Linked DNA regions of Mus musculus: regions 2 and 3 are each linked to region 1. The links are chromatin loops, found by intact Hi-C in ENCODE. Cell type or tissue: left cerebral cortex. All regions are shown on one strand.

What was found. Hi-C counts contacts between places; a loop is a spot of excess contacts. Peaks named below come from ENCODE experiments on the same cell type or tissue, not always from the same donor. Only the 100,000 strongest peaks of a DNase experiment are listed, where the experiment ranks them.
Region 2: it touches region 1 in a loop (2.2-fold over the local background); 6 of 42 quality-filtered maps call a loop at or near these places.
Region 3: a loop joins it to region 1, with 2.5 times the contacts of the local background. A loop is called at or near these places in 6 of 42 quality-filtered maps.

What each region holds. Positions count from the first base shown.
Region 1 is chr11:30,261,688-30,269,687 of GRCm38, forward strand. It overlaps Gm8098 (predicted gene 8098), which reads left to right and starts at 5,771. Exons shown (of 3, transcript NR_168037.1): 1 at 5,771-6,223. It also overlaps a transcript of Sptbn1 not described here. In left cerebral cortex, a CTCF peak has its summit at 950 (motif pointing right); DNase peaks (open chromatin) are centred at 3,951, 4,363, 5,558, 5,893 and 4 more places; H3K4me3 peaks cover 5,631 bases; H3K27ac peaks cover 3,647 bases.
Region 2 is chr11:30,630,731-30,638,730 of GRCm38, forward strand. It overlaps Acyp2 (acylphosphatase 2, muscle type), which reads right to left. Exons shown (of 4, transcript NM_029344.3): 2 at 2,956-2,972; 3 at 1,478-1,587. Among named protein-coding and RNA genes, the nearest start is that of Acyp2, 15 kb to the right of the region's middle. In left cerebral cortex, no CTCF peak of the experiment used is centred here; DNase peaks (open chromatin) are centred at 4,579 and 5,107; H3K27ac peaks cover 823 bases.
Region 3 is chr11:30,137,584-30,145,583 of GRCm38, forward strand. Sptbn1 (spectrin beta, non-erythrocytic 1) reads right to left here. Exons shown (of 35, transcript NM_175836.2): 9 at 6,523-6,640; 10 at 5,436-5,594; 11 at 4,537-4,839; 12 at 2,888-3,041; 13 at 1,009-1,879; 14 at 781-918; 15 at 1-47. Among named protein-coding and RNA genes, the nearest start is that of Sptbn1, 78 kb to the right of the region's middle. In left cerebral cortex, no CTCF peak of the experiment used is centred here; no DNase peak of the experiment used is centred here.

The DNA of each region.
Region 1 (8,000 bases):
TGGAGAACATCAGTCCCATAAATGCTTCCTGGGTGCAAAGGACAGTTCACGAAGTGATGTAAATAGATACGTTTTTCACATTCCATAACCTAAACTGATTAAAGGTTTGTTTCTAGCAAGTGCTCATTACAGCCTGCGTTAACACATAAATCCCATCACTCACAGAGTCTTCTATAAAAACAGATGTTAGGATATGCAATTTAATAGCTCTCGATGTAAAAACATTTATTTTTTTGCCATGAAATATCAAAGAAATTTGTAACTCATATAGGTTAAGCATTGCTAAAAGGAAAAGCACATGAGCTGAACATCTACTCTGTGCTCAGCACCCTGAGTTGGTGTTCCCTGATGGATGAGGAAGTATTATTTGGGTTCTCTGATGAAGAAAGTAAGTATGGCTAGGTACAACATAGCTAACAAATAAGAACATCGGGATCTAGGATCAGATCTGTTTGTTCCTTCCAGGGTAAGGATTTTGTTTCTGCAGCAACAAAATCATCCTAAAAAAAACTGGATTCTGACTTCATTAATATTACTAATTCATTAAAAAAAAAAATTCTGGTCTACAGAGTGAGTTCCAGGACAGCCAGGGCTATATAGAGAAACCCTGTCTCGAAAAACCAATAAATAAATAAATAAATAAATATTTGATTTCCCTTCAAAAACAGGAATAAGCAGGCAATATTTGTAACACATCATCTACAAGGTAATAGTGGGCAAGCTACCTACAGGAGTCCTACAAATCCACAAAAAACATTTTAAAGAAAAGTGAGTCAAAGTCTGAAGAAGCATTTCAGAAGACAGAGTTCAAATGGTCAATAACAGAAACACTCCATCTTAGTAATCAGAAAATTACAAATGAAAAATTTTAAACAAATACTAAATGGATTCATATTTTAAATTTTTAAAAAATTTATATATGTGTGTACTGTGGCTGTCTTTAGACACACCAGAAGAGGGCATCAGATCATGGTTATGAGCTACCATGTGGTTGCTGGGAATTGAACTCAGGACCTCTGGAAGAGCAGTCAGTGCTCTTACCACTGAGCCACCTCTCCAGCCCCCTAGGATTAAGATTTTTTAAAGTTAGGAAGTGATCTTAGGTTCAAGAACAAACACGTTTCCCTTCCACCCATCAAATCACTCTGGAAACAACTTGGCACCCTCTGCCAAGGCTGATAATGACAATATATTCTGTGATCCAACAGGACTTATTTTTTGAACAATGTGTGTATGTTGCCACATGTATACGAAGAAACAAGTAACTATACCATTCACAGCTGCTCTTTGATTAGCAGTAAGAAAGCTAGAACCGATCTACATATCCGACTACAGAAGACTGAATGAATGAGCTGGGATTGTACAGAATACTACCCAGCACTAGAAATGAGAAAATTTATTTAATTTAGATGTTACTTTAAAATATAAGTCAGATAATATATAAAATATAATTTTGCTTATATAAAGATAAAAATATACAAAAATCAAGATTTAAGAAAGCTAACCGACAAACAAGGCAATGATAAGTATACAATTGAGGACGGGACCAGAGGCGGGGCACAAGGTAGCATAAGGTTCATTTTGAACTAGGTTCATTGGCTTCTGATTCTTTTAACATGTACTTGAGAAATACTGCTTACAGTCACAACTCAATAATCAATACTAATTTGGGAGAAACAGCTCTAAGGGAAAATGGAGCCAGGGTAGGACTAGATGCAGAGGCTGTAAAGGGTCTGTGTGCTTCAGGCTCCAGCTTCACTCTTGAAGCCCTCTGGTGATAATTTTTAAACTTCAGAAGTCTTCTAGGAAGGAATGTAAAACACTATTGATCTAGATAACCAAAAACAAATAGGACTCTCCAGGTTTCTTCATCTAGTGGCAGGAAACACACACATGTCATACACATAGCCAGAGATACTTCAGCTTTATGGTGAAGGAAGAATAAAGGAAACCATGAAATTTTAAATTCATTACCCCTCAAGTCTGTATGTGTGCAAGATAGGAGGGGCAGGCCAAGTGCACATGTGGAGGCCAGAGGACAATTTTGCTGGTCTCTTCTCATTTCCTTCCACCATTACACAGCTTGGGAAATAGAATTCAGGATGTCCGGAAGCTTTTGATAGTTTGGAAAAGCAGGGCAGAGTTCCTTAACCGGATGCTCAAACACATCATGTATTTTATTAAAAAACAGAGAGTGAGCAGGAAGTTCTGGAGTGGGCTCAAGAGGATGCACTCATAACAATCTACTGAGGGACTCTGCTAATTTCCAAAGACCATACTGACTTTTAAAATATTTATTTTAATTCTATGTATTGTGTGTGTGCTCATAAAGTCATATTCCCTGAAACTGGAGTTACAGGCAGTTGTGAGCTTCCTAGAATGGGTGCTGGAAACAAACTGAAGCTGTCTTTTGTTAGAGCTGTGTACACTCTTAACCACTGAGCCATGACTCCAGCCCCTGAAATGATATGTTAAAATAGAAAATATGTGTCTGTCCATTTGGAATAAGTTTTAGTCATTAATTTCCAAAAAATGTTATTGCTACACTATATAAGCTTGAACATGGATGGCATAACTACTACCAAGACAATCAGAGTATTAAACTTGGTCTTTCTGAAGAAAAGGTGCTTAGATAAAACATACAGACTGAAGCTTCCGAGGAGAATCCTCAGCGCTACAGTGGTAGCATTTTTAACGGAGACACTGGCTCTTTCCTCACAGAAAGTTGGTTTGCATTCCCAATAACCTGCAGGAGAACCCAGGGCTACATAAGGAAATCCACAGAACATTAGAAAAGGCTCATTAAAAGGAATCCGTTGTCCGGCCATAATTAAAGCAGTATTACTACTGAGCACTAAGGTTAATAAGTTAAAAGAAATACAAGAACGTGGACTATAAGACTGTCACTAAAAATATGCTCTTTAGTTAGGGTGACAGGAAGGTCACTTAAGCCCGAGTCTGAGATCAGTGGTTCCTGTCTCAAAAACAACTAAGTGAAAATGAGGATCTTAAGATGAAAAGCTTTCAATTACTTTAACAACAGAACACTCAACAGCAATTGCCCCTCATGTTTAACAAACAAACAAAAAAAAAAAAAACAAAAACAAAAAAAATTTTTTTTTGTAGTAAAATCCTTCTGTCTCAAAATAGTACCTCCACATGGACCATTACACTTTCATACATGAAGACAAAAAAAAAATCAAATTGTCTAAATAAATTGCAGGTCTCTGCTAAGGATGCTCCCATTCCTACATCACTGATAGACCTCTCCCCGGGCTCTTCACCAATGTAAGATGACCCAGGACACTGCTTTTGCTGCCCAGAACTTTCCATTATGGCAGATTAAAGTTTTGGTCACTGTGGTGATACCAGGTGCTTAACCCAACAGAGTTCTTCAGCTGGTATGTAAGTTAGAACAGCTAAACCTCCTGTGACATCAGCAGGTTTTTTTTTTACAGCATAGTAAATCTAAAATGTCTGCATAATCCATGCATGAAACACTAAAAAAAAATAAAATAAAAAATCTTTACGCAGATTGCCAACACAGCTGTGAAGTTCAAATCCACAAAGTCCCATCTTTGAACAGCCCAAATAATGTACACATACACACACACACCACATACCACACACACCACACATATATACAACACACAAAACCACACACAACATACACACATACCACACACTACAGATACACTACAGGCACACACACATAACACATACTACAGACATATCACACACACACACACCACACTACAGACACACCACAGGCACATCCATTATAGATACATCATACACACATATACCACACACACATACATACTATACACATACACTACACACCACACACACCACATACACATAGCAGATACCACACACTACAGACATAAACCACATACATACACCACATACACATCACATACCACACACATACATACCACACACACTATACACCACATACATACCACACACACATACCAGACACCACATACTACAGACACACCACAGACACGCATCACACATACAAACATACTACACATATATACTATACCACACATACCACATACACATACCAGATACCAAACACTATAGACATACCACAGGCACACACAAACACTCCCCTCCCCACATATACCACATACACATACCAGACATATTCCACTCAATAGCCATTCCCCACACACTCCATACACCACAGATACACTGTACATAGACCACACATAGTCACTACATAACACTCCACACACATCACAGACATTCCACACATATACAGACACTACACACCCCACAGTTACAGGCTGTTCTATTCTGTACTAACAGATTCACCGGATATTACAAACAAAAAACAAAAGCAGGCTCACCCCTGGCTTTGGAGAGCTGACCTTTCCTTCCAGTTAGTATACTGAAGTCTGTCTCTCACATGTACATTTTAAGAAAGCTTGAATTGACATTTGAAATCTATCCCATATGCCACCTCATACCTCATAAATAAAGTACAGAACTGGCAGCTTAACGGGGCATTTTCCTGTGAAGACACTTAAATGGTCTTCAGAACCATCTCAACAGTAGAGGCCTCAACCCTCCTCCCCAGCCACATCTATCTATACAATATATATACACAAAAATACATATAAGCAGCCATAAACGAAGCCAGTAACCCCATTAGTCATGTCTGGAGGCTTCACCTGAGTACCTGAACCTATAAGTCTGATTCTGGAGAAAACCAATTCACTATCAATCATGACACTTATCAAAAAATGCTTAATAGAGAATCCAAATAAATAACTGTGCTTGCTTGCAGAAAAATCATATTAAAAACCAGGTTAAAAGAGTCTCATACAAATTTCTTTTAAAACAACCAGCTGAATCCAAAATTTAGTAAACGTTTTCAGGAGCATATGATCTAAAATGAAAAATCATTTCATTTCAAAGATGGTTTCCTAAAGGAAAAATCCATTTTCTCAGAAATAATGAAAGGAAGAGAAATAACTACAACATCATGACTATGACCATCTAATTAATAAGCACTAACTTTCCACAAATAATGGAATCAATGTCCATCTGGTTTGTGGCTATGGTTTATGGGCGATGCACAGAAAATCGGCAACTCCACACCAAATGCACCACACAGCCTGGGGTGTTCTTCTGCAGCCCCTCCCTCCTGTGCTGTCCCTCCTTAGCATCAGGCTCCTTCTGCAGCAGCAGGCCAGCAGATTTTGCCTGCATCACTGCTGCAGGGTGCGCCTGGGTGCCCACACCCACCAGGAGGGGCCGGAGAGGTCACCCCCAAAGCGAAGGCTGCCCCAAAGGCTGCCCCTCGCATACCTAGGTGACCTGCTCCTCCCGACTCTACAACACTCTGACACTACGTCTCTCCACAGCAGCACCGCAAGGTATTAGCAGCTCTGGGCGCCAACAAAGCGCTGTCCTGGGCCTGGGTGGGGCCGGGCGGGGGCCGCAGGCGCCGAGTAGCTGTGCCAAGCCCCGTCGGCGAGAAGCCCGGAGACTGCGATACTGCTGCATTGTGCTGCATCACGGCGAGGGCACCGTAAGCCATCCATCTTGCCAACAACACACATCCCCGCCCCAAAAGCCCGCATCGAATCCATCTTCTCTTCTGCTGAAGCACTCCCACACATCCCTTTCCTCACTAAGTGCCCCGGCTTGACTGCAAAAATAAAGGGCAATGCTTTCCGTACAGCCTCCCCTCATTAGATGGTACCACCTGGCACCTCTCCTGTCACCAAAACAAAGGGAAGGCTCCCTCGGAGAGGCTACGGTGAGCCGGTGACCAGAGGGCACCTAGCCCACCTTCCCTAGGCAGGGCCCGAGGGTCCTTGAGCCCGCACGAACCTGTTGAAGACCCAGTGGCAGGACGTTAGGGCGGGCGCCGCACCCCAGGGCGGCTCCCCCAGCCCTGCGCGGGCGCGGAACTGGGCGAGGCGGGGGCGGCGGGGCTGCTGCAGAGCAGCACGGACCACGCCTGCCCGCAGCCCCACACCGTTACTCGCAGAGCCTGGAAGAGGCCCCGGGAGACCCCCGATTCGGCACGCACCCCCTTGACAGGACCGAGTGCGTCCGGGGGGGCAAGCGACCTCACTGCGAAACCCGCCGCGTCCGGAGGGCCGGCTCCCCGCCCCCACGGCCTCCGGGGTGCAGGGCAGCAGCAGCGTCATGCGCCCCGGCCCGCGCCCCTCCTCCGCTCTCCCGCAGGCAGCCCCGGGTGAGTTGGCATCCTCCTGCCTCGGCCCTTGACCTACCTCCGGAGGTGGGGTGGGGGGTGGGGGCCGGGGTCCCGTCCTCCTCCCGCTCCTCGGCGGCCGGGCCGGTAGGCCTGGGAGGCGACTTCGCAGGGCTGTCGGCGGCTGGGGCCGGGGCTCACAGGACGGGACCAGTAGGCGCTGCTGCGCTGGGCTGCGCGCTCGCTCCGGGCAGAGAGGCGGCCGGGGGAGGGACTGGAGGAATCTGCAGCCTGGACGGCGACAGCTGCACAGATTCCGGGGGCTGGGCGGGCGCGGGGCGGGGAGGAGGGAGGAGAAAACGCGCGGGCGGGGGCGGGGGCGCGGGGAGGGGCGGGGCGGGGAGAGGGGCGCGGGCGCGGGGAGGCTCGGTCGCGGGAGCGCGCACACGCCTCCCGCAGCACTCAAGCCTCCGCGGCTTCTCCCTGTCGCGCGCCCTCCGTCCTGCGCGCAGCCCTACAGCCCGGCAGCCGCCCACCCAGAGATGGTTCGGATGCGGCGGGGAACAGCGAGCGCGTGCACGCTCTCCGGAGCTCTGGCGCTTCCTAAGCCCCGGGCCACGCACCCTGCGCCAGGGTCTGGCCTGGGCGGGGTGGGTACCGCTGGAACCGCTGCTGCGAGAGCAAAAGGACAATGGGGGCTTTTATCCTTGCATCCAGTAAGGACCAATTACTCGTTTAATTTGAGGCTAATTCGATTATCGCCATTGAAAAAGACAGGCTAATTTTCTCGGTTACTTGTGCAGCCTCTTCTTCCCTGCGACGTTCGCCTTTAGAAAAGGAGTTGCACCGGGAGGTTAGGGTGAGTCGTTTGTTTGCTTGGTTGGAGCTCAGTGATGATGTCCAGCTTGAAGACCGATGACGCTGACCTCTATGAGAGAAGCTTTGGGCGTTGGAGCCAGTCATATGTGTTTCTTCAAACGGTTAATGGATTCCTCCATGTGAATGCTATTTTACCTTTCCCCTCGAGGGTAGCTGGGAACAGCCTACAAGTGGTTTATCCAATTCTTGCCTCATGGCTAAGCACAGACTCAACTTTAACCAGAGGCCAGGTGCTTTGCCCTGGACTCCCGGTTATTATAGAGGATCCTTGAGATGACGTGAACGCTGGAGTTCTACCACCTCCATTTTCTGACAATGGACATTTTCTTGAATTTATGTTAATTGCCCCCCACAAAGCAGCCCACTGGCTATCTTGTCAGCTCCCAGGCTGTGTAGAAGTCCTGAAACTGCACTAATGGGAGGGAAAGGATGGTGAATCATCATTCTAGGAATAGAAATGCTCTTTGGAGAACACGGTCTGGAGAAACTGATTTCCTCCCATTTCTGTAAGATCCCCAACTGTGGGCTTTTCAAGGGAATATGGTCCTTGACTTAAAAGGCAGTGTTCCCTGGAGATCTGCCCACCTGCTTAAAAAGCAACCTGGGCTGATGGAAGCATATTTTAGTACTAAAATAAAACAAAAAATTGTCATAGTACGTTGAAGACGATTATTTGTTTTAGAGCTTTACTATCAGTTTGCTTTTGATTATATGGAAAAAGTTGAGGAAGGCAAGTAATTTAACATTTTCCTCAGAAGGTTCATAACAGAGCCAGAAGGTCAATTCTTTCAAGGGTAGGATTCTTTGTTCTTTTGAATGTGTTGTTCAGTTAAGAGGTACTAAAAGTATTTGTTGACCTAAATCAAACAAAATCTACATGGGAACTGCTACCCAGTAATGAAGAAAACCCACTAGAAATGAAAGTTGCTTCCCTTTCGAG
Region 2 (8,000 bases), 370 kb after region 1:
CCACCACCACCCACCCCACCCCACCCCCGCCCCAGGCTCATGTATTTGCCTGTTTACTTCTCAGCTGTAGAACTAAGGAAGATTAGAGGGTGTAGATGGTGTGACCTTGTTGGAGAAAACATGTCACTGGGAGTGGGCTTTGTGGTTTCAAAAGTCCATCCCAAACACAGTGGCTCCCTAAATCCTGCTGCCTGCAGCTCAGGATGTAGCTCTCAGCTACTTGTCCAGCACCACATCAGCCTGACTGCCTGCTACCATTCTCCCTATCATGACAATAATGGGTAAAATCTCTGAAACTATAAGTAAGCCTCCAATTAAATGCTTCTCCATTTACAAGTTACCTTGGTCATGGTGTCTATTCATAGCAGTAGTATTCATAGCAGTCTCTTCACATGAAGAGAAGGAACAGGATAGTTTTATACATAAATACAAATACATAGCATACACAAATAGATTAGAAATCTCAGAGTTTAGTCATTAGAAACTTACTATCAAATGGGTATCCAATGAGAACATATTACGGACAATGTGACTGAGTTCCAGTGAGTAATAATAAATGAGATACTAATTACAAATATATACTTTAAGGAAACTAGAGAGATGGCTTAGTGGTTAAGAAGACTGGTCATTCTTTCAGAAGTTACCACCTGGAGGTTCACAACCATATACAACTCCAGTTCTAGTGGATCTAACCCCTCCTCTGGTATCCAGGAATGCACATGATATACAGATATACATTCATGCAAAGACCTGTACACATAAAATAATGTTAATGTACACTTAAACATTTTTGAGTAAAGAGCTGTTGAAGGCCACAGGGACAGGTTCCATTCAGGGGAAAGAAACAGGAAGAGCAGGTGACTAACTAGTATCTAACTCACAGAGTTTGTTGCAAAGACTATATATAATAATTTATGCAAAGTGATAACCATGAAGCTGAAAAGTCAAAACCTTTGAAAGTGGTATTATGAGACTTGTGTCACTGTCACCCCCACTGCTAACTCTGCTCTTCTTTAGACCTCGAGGGCGTGCACTACAACAACAATAGCACTCATTAAACAGTTCTATTATGTAAAAATGAAACTGCAATTAGGTAAATATTGCACAATAGAAAAGAGATGGCAATCTTTTTGCTTTGAAGATTTGATAAGAACTTCAAGAGCCATCTAAAGGCACTGTGCTCAGTCCTAACATTTGAAATGATGAATACTTGGGTCCTGAATATGGACCCCATGTTGGGGGAGACCTGAGGTGACAGACTGGTTAGCAATACAACAGCTCTTCTTGAATCCTGCCCAAGAGGAAAAAGTTTATTCCCAACAAAGAAGTGCCACGCTAACAATGGCCTGCCTGCAAATACTCCAACCTATTTATAATCCAAGACAACTGAATACCATTATTAATACTGTTACCAATGAAAATCAAAATATGAAAACTGCTTCATAAATGTTGTAGACACGTTGGTCTTACTACTCACATGGCATCAACCTTTTCTTCGGGGCCTTGAACTTGACCTGTCACTGTGCCTTTGCTTGTGTTCTTCACCCAGCCAACCAGACCTCGTTTCTTAGCTTCTCCTTCTGTGTACTGATTCAGGAAAAACAAAGGAGCTCAAGTTCATCAAGAGAAGTCTATACTCATAACACAACTTTCATATTCAGAAACTGCTAACCTTGTAATATTTATCTATTGAATTTCTACAATGTAGTCTACAGACTGCAGAAATGGCTCTGTGGTTAAAAGCACTACCTGTCCTTGCAGAGGACTAGGGTTCAATTCCTAACACTCACATAGTTTGCTAATAACCAACTATAATTCATATTCCAGGAGATCCAATGCCTGTTTTGGCCTCTTTGGGCACCAAGTGTGCAAGTAGTACATAGACACACATGCCGGCAAAGGACCAATACACATAAAATAAAATAAAATAAAATAAAATAAAATAAAATAAAATAAAATAAGCCTATGCAGTTATGTAGCTGACCTACAGTGATATCACTATTTATAAGATCAGTGCAATTAGAGAAAATAAACCAACAGTGAGAATTGTTTCAGAAATAGTTTCTATTACATTTCTCATATCCATAAAGTGTGTGGATGTGTTGTGTTTTCCTCCCATCCATTAGTGATGAATTACATTGCTAATCTGGGTTTCAAAGTCTGATGAATCCAAGATTCTCGATCATTGACTTAAAAATATGTTTATGATCAACATAAAATACATACAGGCAGAAATGGACACTGAGTCATTTCAAAAGTTCCAGTAAAAATAGAAATAATTTTCATAATAGAATCAAACCATCAAGAACACCAACAGCTAACACATGGTCAGGGGGTTATGGTGATCAGCTGACTCTAAACTAATGCAGGTGTCAGTCTGAAAATCAAGAAAATAATGAAAATGGGTACAATGAAATGTTAACAGAATTATCCTGAAATACAGAGAGGCTTGACTGATGGGACATGGGGGACTCTTAGGGTTAGCAACCAGAGATTTAAACAGTGATGCCATCTTCATAAAATATAATATATAATTAACTTTTAGGAAAAGGGTGCTTTTAAAATAAAACCAAGAGTGTGTATGGAGAGGGTTATTGCTAAGATGTGCGACACTAGCACCCCTGACTTTACAGTAAGAGATGTACCCCTGGCCCAAGAGGTTTCTATCTAGAATACAGGAGAGAACCATAATTTTATCTAGTACACTTACACAAATGCCTAGTTAGAACCACTTGCCAGAATACTTTTGAATTTCATAGAAAATGCTAGCTAAAATGCAGGACGGCTGTAATAAAACTTTAAAGGCACTTTTAATCACAATCAGTAATTTCAAAAAATATATCAGTCATCAAGGACATGATACAAAAAGTAGGTTAGAACTGGGAAGAAGACGGCTCTGTGATTAAAATCACTAGCAAAAAAAAGGTAGAAAAATAAGAGACAGATTTCACTTACCATTCTGAAGCAAACACCTGTATGAAAGGACAAAAAGAAATGTCAGCTTGTTTGCCTCTTACAAACTATGCATTTTCTGCCATTACTTGACTCAATTAAAGGGTAAGTAGCAAAATGAATGAAACAGTCAGTATCTGAATGTACTCAATGGGTCTTCTTAAAAATTAATCCCAGCACTCTCAAGAGGCAGAGGCAGGTGGATTTCTGGGTTCAAGGCCAGCCTGGTCTACAGAGTGAGTTCCAGGACAGCCAGGGCTACACAGAGAAACCCTGTCTCAAAAAAAAAAAATATATATATATATATATATAAAGTTTTTTGGAAAAATATTTAAAACCAAAGTATGTAATGAGATGCTGAATTATACTTTCACCATATTCTAAAATGTTTATTTAAAAACACAGTTCATCTGGTGGTATAGGCTTATAATTCTGGCTACTTGAGAGGCTGAAGGATGACAAGTTTAAGTCCAGTCTAGGCAACACAGAGAATTCAAGACCAACCTGGGCAACTTTGTCTCAAGATAATAAAGATAAGAGCAGAGAAAAGGTCATCCATGCATGCAGCCCAGTGATACATTTTCCCAGCATGTGAACAGCCCTAGACAGTCCCCAATTCCACAAAACTAAATTAATTAATAAGCTAATGAACATTTGAGATAGAGTAGGTGATATAAAATTTACTTTTCCCCAGTTTTTAGAATTTCTTTTTTTAAATAGAAGAACTAATTCAAGTTTAAATAGCTTATATTGTTTCTAGTTATAGTCAGCATCAGGAAATGAAATGTGCTTGACCTCAGCTGGGCTTCCAGAACCTCATCATTAATGGAAATTAATGCAGATGAAAATGACCCCTGTAGGCTCTTTGGTGTAGCTGATACTCCATGAATACTGTGGATCACGTGGTTGATTGGTATTGTTCATGTTAGTTACGTTTTCTCTTTTTAGACTGTGGCAGACGAAGCTGTTCCATTTGTGGTTTGGGGATTTGGCTTAGTGGCAAGGCACTAGTATAGCAAGCTTGAGGAACTGGGTTCCATCTTCAGTGGCATAGCTGCACTTGTATATAGATCCAGACACCCATCCACAGAAGGAATACTAGCAATTTCATATCTCATGTTTTATATCTACAACCAAACAGTGATACATGGAGTACGCGGGGTTTTTCATGGGAATGGAACAAGATGCTAGATGGTTCCAAATTATTCTGAAGACTTGGATTTACCACAGAAAGCCTAGAAATTATGATGATCCTAAACAACAGCTCTTAGGTCATCCCCTCAAACTGCAAATATGAAAATAATTGATCAATTATCCGAGATAGGATCCCCATATATGTACCATGGCATGTATACTCACAGACATACACAAAATAAGTAAATGTAAATATTTTTTTTTAAATACCAGCCTGAGCTACAGGTAAAAACAAAACAAGAAAACCCTACCAAACACACCAAGCACATAACACACACACACACCACCACCACCATCACCACTACCACCATTACCACCACAATAGATCCACACAATAGAATACTATTCAAGAACACAACAACCAAATACAATATGCTAAGCAAAAGGAGCCAAATTTACACATAATGTATAATTACATTCTGGAAAGGCAAAGCTGCAACGGCTGAAAATAGACTGTTGCTAAGGCCTGGAAGGGAAAAGAATGCTAACAAGAGGTTCAAGGGAATTTTCTGGGGTCATGGGGCTATTCTCTGAACTGTGCTGGTGATTCTATGTCCTCACACATGACAAAAGAAACTGAGTGTAAAAAAAGGAGAAATATGCCTTGGTGGAAAACAATTAGGAAAAATTTTGATTGGGAAGTCACCAAGAACAGATCAAAACACCTCCGAGAAGGTGAAAATATGGAGCTTGTACACAGAAGCAGACCCTAGGTAGGATCCTGTGAAAGCTCAGAAAGGTGTTTTATACATCCTAATGGCAGTAGACTGTACAATCAAATAAATGGAGCAAAAAGAGCAGTAAGGGAATGAAGGCAGTGTTATGTCACCAGTGGAATTTTCTGAGACTATAAAAATATTTTTAAAATACATGTAGAGTGTGGAGGAATGATGTGTGTGAAGAATTGATGAGAAGAAGAGCCAGAAGGCAATCTATTATCCATGAAGGGAAAGATGCCAGCTGGTGGATATACAAGGAAACAGCAGAAAGTCATACTGTTGTTCCACAGCACAAGCCAGGTGCCTCAGAATACAGTAAGTGCTTACCAAGTACACAGCCAGACAGCTCCAGGCTGTGTTGAACATATTCCTCTGAGCTGCTCAACCTCAACAACCCTGTGTATGAGCACTGTGGAAGGAAAGGCCAAGAGCAGCTGAAATAAAAAGAACTTGGAGGGCTGGGGTTTGGTCGGGGACAGAGCACAGTCCTAACATGCGCAGGAACCCAGGTTCAAGCCTCAGCATCATGAAAAGATTTTAAAAATGACATGATCTCTTTCTTATGTAAGTCAGAGTCTACAAACCACTAGTCATGGGAGTTTTCTTAAAGATAGCACTTCAGACTAAGAGAACTCTGCCTAGAATCTAGGGAATCCACTGTTACATAGTAAAACATGCAACCAGTAGCTGGGAGGCAGGTTTGTGGGAGGCTTGCAAAGAGTTTTCACTTCAAGTCGAGTCACATTACAGGACAGGTATGGAGTCTAGCAGTAAAGCATTTGGCTATCGTGAACAAGGCCCTGGGTTTAGGCCCCAGTGATGGCTTCCTATCAGGGTGGTTCAGTTGGTATGGATGAGAAATGATATGCTTACTTGTCAAGTCTGTCTCACTAGCTTGCAAATCAGTAGCATACAAGAAACTTTGGATGGATGATGAATGGCAAATCCTAATCTCCTATACCCTATCATGACCTGGTGTTGGAGCTGTCCAGATGACCTGGCAGCTCAGGCTGTTTCCTCCACCCTTAATATGTACTGCCCTAGAAAGGAGACCATGTCACTTCTTGCCCTTAAAATGAGCAACATCCTTTCGAACAACAAAGACAAACGAAGGCTTATAACACAAACAGGGGCTGAGAACATGTCCCAGTCAGTAAAATGTTTGCTAGACAAGCAAGAAGACAAGAGTTTGGATCCTCAACACCCATGTAAAAGCATGTATCCTATTCATACCTGCAAACCCAGCTCCAAGAAGAACAGAGACAAGAGGACCACTAGAGCTTGCAAGCCCTGGGTTTAGGGGAAAAATTGCCTCAAAGGACAGATGGTGACAAAGAAGAAAACAAGTATTTTCTTTGGTCCTCCATGTGTGCACAAACACACATGTGCAATACATTCACACATATAAATAAACAAATCCTTTTTGAAAAATAAGACAGGGGCTGGAGAGGTGACTCAGCCGTTAAAGGCTAGGCTTACAATAAAAAAAATAACACTGAAGTTAGTAGAGGAAGACACCTGACATCAACTTCTCCACACAAGCAAAATGAGACACATCTGAAAATGCTATCAGGAAACATGTTATGTCTGCACCCGGAGCTGATCCTGTGCCACAGCGCCCAGAGCTGATCCTGTGCCACAGCTCTCCATACCCAAATACCTCCAGGAGAGAGCTGGTCTCCCAGGAGTGCTCACACACCTGTGAGCACAGGTAAGACCACCACTTCTGCTCAAATTCCTGGCCCAAGAGGTACCTGCCCAGAGCCATCAGGACACAGGAATGAAGGAACAGCCAGGGACAGAATCTTTCCTGTTTCCATCTGCACCCCAGAGCTTACCCTGTGCTACAGACGTCCATACCCAAATTCCTCCCAGAGAGATCTGGTTTGCCAAGAGTACTGACACACAGGCTTGCGTGAGGGACAAGCCACAGTCAGAGACAGCAAGACCAGCTAACATCAGAGATAACCAGATGGCAAGAGGCAAGCGCAAGAACCTTACCAACAGAAACCAAGGCTACTTGGCATCATCAGAACCTAGTTCTCCAACAACAGCGAACCCTGGATACCCCAACACACTAGAAAAGCAAATCTCTGATTTAAAAATCACATGTTATGATGCTGACAGGGGACTCTAAGAAGGACATAAATAACTCCCTTAAAGAAATACAGGAGAACACAGGTAAACAGGTAGAAGCCTTTAAAGAGGAAAAACAAAAATCCCTTAAAGAATTAGAGGAAAACACAACCAAACAGGTGGAGCAATTGAACAATACCATACAGGATCTAAAAATGGAAATAAAAACAATAAAGAAATCACAAAGGGAGACAACTCTGGAGATAGAAAACCTAAGAAAAAGATCAGGAGTCATAGATGCAAGCATCACCAACAGAATACAAGAGATAGAAGAGAGAATCTCAGATATAGAAGATACCATAGAAAAGACTAACACAACCGTCAAAGAAAATGCAAAATGCAAAGATCTGCTAACCCAAAAAATCCAGGAAATTTAGGATACAATGAGAAGAATAAACCTAAGGATAATAGGTATAGAAGGGAGTGAAGATGAACAAATTAAAGGGCCCGTAAATATCTTCAACAAAATTATAGAAGAAAACTTCCTTAACCTAAACAAAGAGATGCCCATGAACATACAAGAAGCCTACAGAAACCCAAATAGACTGAACCAGAAAAGAAATTCCTCCCAACACATAATAATCAAAACACCAAATGCACTAAACAAAGAAAGGATATTAAAAGCAGTAAGGGAAAAGGTCAGGGAACATATAAAGGCAGACCTATTAGAATTACACCAGACTTCTCACCAGAGACTATGACAGCTAGAAAATCCTCGACAGATGTCCTACAGACCCTAAGAGAACACAAATGCCAGCCCAGGCTACTATACCCATCAATTACAATAGATGGAGAAACCAAGATATTCTATGACAAAATCAAATTCACACAATATCTTTCCACAAATCCAGCCCTACAAAGGGTAATAGATGGAAAACTCGAACAAAAGGAGGAAAACTACACCCTAGAAATAGCAAGAAAGTAATCTTTCAACAGGAAACATGTTACTTTGTAGGCTACTTTTAAAAATAAACTAATAATTTTTAAGTAAGTTTTTGA
Region 3 (8,000 bases), 120 kb before region 1:
GAAGAGCATCCTTTTTCCTGTCCACCAGTTCTCTGAACTGACTCCACCTGTGAATGTAGACAGCACAAGAAGGGATCAGAATGTCTGGTAGATCCTGAGACGGGTAGCCAGAGTTGAAGCTGCCTCACTTTCCTCCTTCCCATCTTTCTCTGACTTTCTCTGTTTTTACTTGTGTGCTTTTAAATCATGTCACCCAGTAAATGTCAATCAGATGGCTTAGTGCAATGGAGTCCCACAGGGTCTAGTAATTCGTGCCTGCTGTATGCATCATACATTTCAAAACTGCTCTGGAGGAATATTTCCCCAAGCCAGACTGATGGTAAACTTTTGAACAATCTACTCAAAGATGTCTGCTCCACAGACAGACAGGAACAGGACAGGGGTCTGCCCTGACAACTGATGCTATCTTTGGCAAATCAAGCTTCATTATAGAACCCTGCTCTAGGGTTCTAACCCTAACTTCAACTTAAAGGGACAACACAGACAGGTTCTATCTTGCTGTCTGTCTTCTACCAAGGCTCTAATTTTAATCTGAGGAGAAGTTAGGTACTGGGTGACTCTGACTCATGTCCTGAATAATGTAACCTCACTTTAAAAGCTGTTTCTTGCAAAACATGGATGAGAATACTTGGTAAAGCAGATGCTGCTGTCATGACATCCATGCTACAAGGATGTGAACCTGTGCAGGAAACTCTTTTCTGACAGCAAAGCTGGGCAAGCACTGTCACCCTCACCAGAGCCACACAGGGACAGCAGGCGCTCTGCTGATGCCATGCATACCTCGTGTTGAGTTTGTCTTGCTGAGCTCTGATTTCCTTTTCACTGGGGTGGCCATTGTGCATCAGCTGCCGTGCAATCTGGTTCACCACAGCAACCCGGGAAGCCTGGTTGTTCATTTCTGGTTCTAGGCTCTCAAATCTGAGGAAAGCAATTCAAAAGAGTAGTGACTTTAATGGCTTATGTTTCAGTCCATCGCCTTAGCACCCAGGTAGTAGTAACTTCACTTACCTGTGCTGGATGACTTCCAGGTCCTCCAGCTTCTCTGGGATCTGCATGTTGTTGAGCCACTGCTCCTTCTCGTCAATCCAGAGCTCACAGGCATCAGCCTCACTGAACATCTTGTACAGGGCCAGGGTGTCCTGCAGAGCCTGCTTCCTTAGCCGTGTTAACTCTGCCATCTCCTTGCAGCGCTCCTCAATTCCTGCCAGCCGGCCCTTCACATCTGGAGACTCTGCATGTGCTTGTGGAAGGGCACTGGCTTGCTCATGCAGTGTGTCAATAGTGGGCCTGTAGTTGGTGATCTCTTCTGCTACATCTTTATGCTTCTTGACCAGAGACTGCGTGGAGTACTCATCATGGCCCACATCATTGCTGGAGACAATCTTGAGTATATCTAACATCCAAGCATCAATATCATCAGCATCAGCCTGGAACTGGTGCAGTAATGAGGCTTCCTCTAGGCGCTTCTTCCTAATGGCTGAGAGCTGTTCCAGGTTGGCCCACTGCTCCCGGATATAAATGATTCTCTCACGGATCTTTTCCGATCCAAAGTGTTCCTCTGCAATCATGTCTTCACCTTCTTTAATGGCCTGCTCAAAATGGCCACTACGGCCACTCATCTCATCCTCAAATGCCCGGTGCTTGCTCAGCAGGCGCATGACACTGGTCAAGTCTTTCCCGTAATCATCAGAGGACAGGATCTTCTCCTTCTCTCGTATCCAGCCTTCCTCTTCTGCCATCTCCCAGAAGAACTTCCAGAGGCGACGGGACTCTTCCAGGCGAGCCCTACGCTCGGCAGCCAGCTGACAAAGCTCTTGATAGCAGAACTCCATGTGGGCAACACGGTCTCGAATTACCTGGGGGTCACATGGCTTGTAGCCTGTTTTAACACCAAGGAAAGAATGCTAAGTCTCCAATAGCTCCCTGTTCATTTGCAGACAGTAAACTATGTTCCATGTTCTAGCTTGGCTCCCGTCTAAGCAGTGTCATATAAAGAGCAACAGTCACTTCCTGCCATACTGACTAGGACAGGAAGAAAGGGCTATGACGAACACTGCACTTTTGGCCCAACTGTAGACAAAGAGATCACTTACAAATCAAGAAAGCACACGTATCATATGGAAGCAGCTGTGTTTACTTAGTTCTTAAGAAGCAGTGGTGGCGCAGGCCTTTAATCCCAGCACTTGGGAGGCAGAGGCAGGACAGCCAGGACAACAGAGAAATCCTGTCTCGAAACAAACAAACAAACAAAAAAGCAAGGCTCTGGGCTGGAGAGATGGCTCAGCGGTTAAGAGCAGTGGCTGTTTTTCCCAAGGTTCTGAGTTCAAATCCCAGCAACCACATACACATACATGGTGGCTCACAACCATCCGTAATGAGATCTGATGCCCTCTTCTGGCATGTCTGAAGACAACTACAGTATACTTACATATAATAAATAAATAAACCTTTGGGGAAAAAAGAAGGTGTGCACCACCTCTGCCCATCTTATTTAAAGAAGCAAGGCCCAGTCCTTCTCCCTCAATAGCACGTGACTAGGTGTCAAAGCTGAGAGCTGCTAGAGCAACCACAGTAGGCTGTCGGTCCACATCGTTAACGAGTATGGACTGAAAACATTAACACTACCAGATGCTAAAGCTCTCAAAACCAGATAGCATTTGAGTATTTAAGAAAAATATGGGTCTATTTCAGAAAAAGACAGTGCTGAAATATCAAAACCAAACCAAAACACTGCAGTGACACATTATGACCTGGAAGTAAACAGTCCTCCCAGAACCCTAAAATGGTGCAGTAACTTACAAGTCCCGTCGCCACACACAATGTTTGTAGTTCATGGAGATATATTTCCGTTGTTGAGGTGATAATGCCTAGAGCAGTCCATTCTTACCTTCCCCATCTGTTGCAAACTTCTGGGCAGAGGCATTCACACCTCTTACACGCTCTGCTTGGATTGCAATGTCTGCTTCAACCAGGGCATGCTTCTGTAACAGGTCTTCAACACCAAGTAAGTGTTTGCCATAGTCTTGAGACAGCAATAGCACCTGTGGACAAAGCGCAACAGAAATGGCACTGTGAATACAACTGAGTTCAGTGTATCAGCACACTTAGCAGCCTTGCCGTACCACCCCTCTGGTTTGTCACTGGCCACCTCTGGACAAGACAATGCCAAATAAGTCACAACAAAACAAACATGAGACCTAGATCGGGAGAGACACAATGAACTAAGGACCATGCGCCTTGGCAAAAGCAAATAAAATTCACATTAAACACACAGAATAAAAGGGAAAGTCCCCTTAAGGGACCCTTCCCCAAGAGCCTTTCTGCTGGCTATACAACCAATAGGAGAATCTACTTAACAGCTTGTATGCCACATCTTTAACCCAACAAGAAGACCATGGTCAAGTGCCACGTCTTTAACTAGTAAGGAGACCACAGTCAGGTACCACATCACTATTATGAACTCACTGGAATTTTCTTGTTCTTCATTCAATTTGCAAATTTTTCTCCCGGCTACCATCCAACATCACCTCAGATAAAATTTCTATTTCACTCTTAACAGTTCTCAGGAAACTATGTTAACCTGAATTACAGTATACATATCGTGATTTATAAAGTGAAAATCACATCTTTGCTATACTTTAGGAACATTTCTATTTTAAGAGTTCAAAGGATCAAACCTAGTAACAACATTCTAAGTGTGAGGCAAAAGCAGAGGGAAACTGGAGTTATCAGCTGCCCTTGTCCCTCTGTCACCACAACTTAAGAGGCAGGGAGCAGGTAAAGACTGACATCTAGGGGCAGAGTTCTCTTACGTAAGAAACACCGTGTTTGGAGAGAAAAGAGGATGGTCTAAACACTACTCTCATCCGTTACAAATCCCATCCCATTGCCATTAGGGATAAAAGCCTTCCAGCTCAAAAACTGTTCAATAAAGATGCTGCATCAGAAGAAACCAACAGGCACAGGGCTGTGGCACAACGGCATGAATCTAGGCTCAGAAGTGCCAGGGACAGAGGAGAAAGCACAAAAGAGCACTGCAGCCATTATCATCCAGTCCCACAGTAACCTGGACACATCTTACCACACCCCAGCTTCTGAGAGGCCACAAGGCAGACTTAAGCATTGGCTGGTTTGAAGGAGAGGAAATGATACAGCACTAAGATCTGAATTCTGGCTTCCTAGTCCCTGGCCTATGCTTACCACCACCCGCCATTTGCATATATGATCCTAGAACACTATCACTAATACACAGACCACTGAACATATTAACAATGAAAAAGAAAATCATGATTCTCTACATTGGTAAAAATCTAAATCACTGCGTCAGATCTGGGATATAAAATGGTTTCGTTTACAACTTTTCCATGGTGCTCATCTCATTTAGTAGTGAGCTAGCCAGCTTATGAGCACTGCGGCTTCAGTCTGGCTTTGCAGAAGAGTTCACTGGACAAAGAGCACTAGCGCACAACTCCCACAAAGAGAAGGTCTGACTGCGTCAGCTCTGGCCTCCCCTGCCTTCTTTTGGTCAAAAGTTACCTTCATTTCATCCATCCAGTCCATAATATAAAGCATTTCCTGGAATATCTTTTGCAATCCCAGGTTCATCTCAAGACGCTGCCTCCTGGCCCTGAGCAGTTCCAGCAAGTATTCCCAGAGCCGGATGACATTGTCCTTCCTCGCTGTGATGCGCTTGATGTCATGGTAGTTCTCGGCTTCAAGTTCCCTGGCCACAGCCACCACGGCCTGAACTCGTTCTTCATATGCAGCGATGTCTGTCTCAATGGCCTCGTGTTTTTTGGTAGCAGCCTCAACAGCGGGAAGGTCAAATCCAAAGTTGTCCTACAGAGAGACAGAACAAAAAGAAATATAAAGAAACGTAAGTCACTGAGCCGGGTGGGGGGAGCACAATACAGTGCGTAAGCTGACTTTGCCACTGGTTTCTCACTGCCCTTGGACCCTTGCAAACTTCTGGTTGAGTTCAGATGTGTTCCTAACAGTACTTAAGAAACTTCTCACTTTACAGAGGGCCTACCATCTGACTTAAGATACTGAAGTATGTTGGACTTTGTCAAGCCAAGGGAAAGAAAACTGCTCTTGTATTTCATGACCAGTGTCACGCCTTGAGAGGATGGTTGGTCAAATACTGAGGGGAAAAAAACCAGGGGAACTTTTACAGCTTACATGAATGTGAACAATTCAGTCACAGGCTCTGAACAAATTGCTCGAGCTCCTAAGTCTATGACAAGTTAGACAAACAGACAAGAAAGTATATCAGAAATTTTAAACATCCTTTGTGCAAATGGAAGTGATGGCTGGTCAGCAACGTCACAATACTGGATGTTGTTAAGTGTTGTCCTGAGCTCCAAGGCCTCTTGGAAAGAGCTAGTGTTGCTTGGCTACCTCAGAAACACTTGCATTAGTAATTCAGACAGAACCTGAGACACAAGACGCTGGTTTTCACTCAGCCATGTCTCCCTCATAGCTGCCTTGCGATCAAATCTTCGGGCGAGTTGTTCCAGTTTTTCCTGCCGTATGAGCTCATTCCGCAGAGCCAGTTCTCTCTCATGTTCTGCTTTTTCCAGTCTTTCCCAGGCCTGCAGTAGTATAAAAACAAAAAAACATGGTTTCCTGAAGCATTCAAGGAGCTGTCCTTGACTACAACAACAGCTAGTATTTGTCCAAAAGATCACAGGACTTGAAAGGGAAACAACATTTCCACCCTTGAGAAAAAGATATTTTTCTCCCTCCCTCAGCACAGTCTCATGGGAACACACTCTTGTGTTCAAAGGTCCTGCCATAAGCTTGGAAGCAAACACTTGCAGGATATGAGCAACACGACGACATCTTCTCAGCAGCTCTCATCACAGACAAGAAATGAACTGACTTTCACGCCACCCACAGCCACATTTTAAAAAGTGAACATGCCTGAATTTCTCTTTCAAAATCCTGACATTAAATTCATTCCCGAAAATGTCTTACTTAATTTTTTTTTAAAATCCAATCAATGAATGCTCAAAGGATTCTGGGTGCAAATGAACAGTTCTGTAGTTTTTCTAGTTTTCATTTGAAAATAATACCCACAGTACAAATCTCTACTTGCAGGCTTGCGAGACACAACAATGAAAACAGCCGGTATGTATAACAACTCCTCTGACAGAGAGAAACAACATCTATGTTTATAACCCACAGACATTCCAAACACGTGGAATCAGACTTCCAGTTCCTCTCTATACAACAGGAGGACATCTGAGTTGAGTGCTTCACAAAGATGAGGACTAAACCGAGCATCTGCGTAACAAGGTAAACTGTGGGCCAAGGCTGTTGACAAAGTCTGACACTGCCTGCAGAGCTCCAGTGAACTGACCTATTACAACTCTTTGCTGGACCTTCTGCTATTCCCTGCCATCTACAGGGGGATGCTGGGAGTGACCCTGGCATTTTCTTGCCCCCCTAAAGTAATCAAGCAGAGAAAACCCCAAGGATAGGGGGGGGGCAACGCATGAGCGTGCAGGTCCGCTTCACCTTGTTGATGTCAGAGATGAGCTTCCCCTCGCGGGGCATGTAGACCTTCTGATTATTCGCTCGCATCTTGCTCTGAATTGTGAAAAGGAGCACCTCCAAATTCCCCTTCTCAGTAAACCTGAGGAGAGACAACCAGCCGTAAGCACTCCCGTGCCTTCTTCCTTCAAGACCAAAGGCTCACTTATTAGAGAAAAACGTACTTCATACAGTCACGGAATTCTAAAACCCTGTTCTGCAAAATCTGTACACTGGGGCAGCAGCAGGCTAGTCAATGGGTGTTTATGGACCTGGGAACTGCAGCATTGCTTTGCGGCTGCTTGTTGTTGCTAGGACTGATGTTTGAGAACATCAAGGAACAGAGTATTCTTACTAGTAACCTCAACCATGGTTTAAACCTTGTGCTCTAGACCAGTGGTTCTCAACCTGTGGGTCATGACCCTTTGGGGGACTGAAAGACCTTTTCATAGGGGTCACATATCAGATCTCCTGCACATTCGACTCTGTATTATGATTCACAAGGGTAGCAAAATTACAGTTATGAAGTAGCAATGAAGACAGCTTTATGGCTGGGGGTCCCCCACAACAGGAGGACTTGTACTCAAGGGTCTCAGCATTAGGAAGGATGAGAACTACTGTCCTGGGCAATGGACTTAATTCAGAAAGGTGGATGAACAAGCCAGCAAATGTCTAATCTAAATTTTCAGTTGGTTTCAAAGACCTCCCTCACCAAAGAATTTACAACTGAATTTTCACAAGAAATGAAAGGACTTACTTTGGAAGTATAGTAAACAAGGAAAAAAGTCCATAATTCTTACTTAATAATTATTTTAAAATACTAAACTCAAAAATTAAATTAGGGGGTTGGAGAGACGGTTTAACATGTCCGGGCTGTACAAGTGTAAGGAGTACAGATAGATCTCTAGCACCAGCATTAAAAGCTGCCGCAACTATGCTGGTGATAGTGGGAGGATGACTGCTAGCACTTTCAGGTGTGTCGAGAGAGCCTGTCTCAAGTTAGTAAGGACACCAGACACACTTCTCTGGTCTCTGAGCTTGAACACAGTTGTGCATTTCCAAACATATACAGGTGCATACATCACATACATTTGAAGAAAAGAAAAAAAAATTACCTTTCTTAGGTAGCAAAACTCTATCTCAACTGATAGGCAATGATTAACTGTCTTTACCTAACACAGTATTAATGTCAGCATATGCTTGATTACAGGATATTTTATCGGATCTGTCCAGGGTCTTATAACATATACTATGTATCAATATATACCCTAACTTTTCTTCTATTTTTCTTTTGAGGAATGCTCCTGCAATGTAGTCTGAATTAATCCTGAACTCAGGATCGTCCTGAAGTGCCCCAAGTATTGCAATTTCAGGTGTGTGCTACCACACCTGGCTGGCTTCACTGTGTTGCTTTTCTAGAATCTACAGAGCACTGCATGCCAGGGCTTTGAGAAGGGACTGAG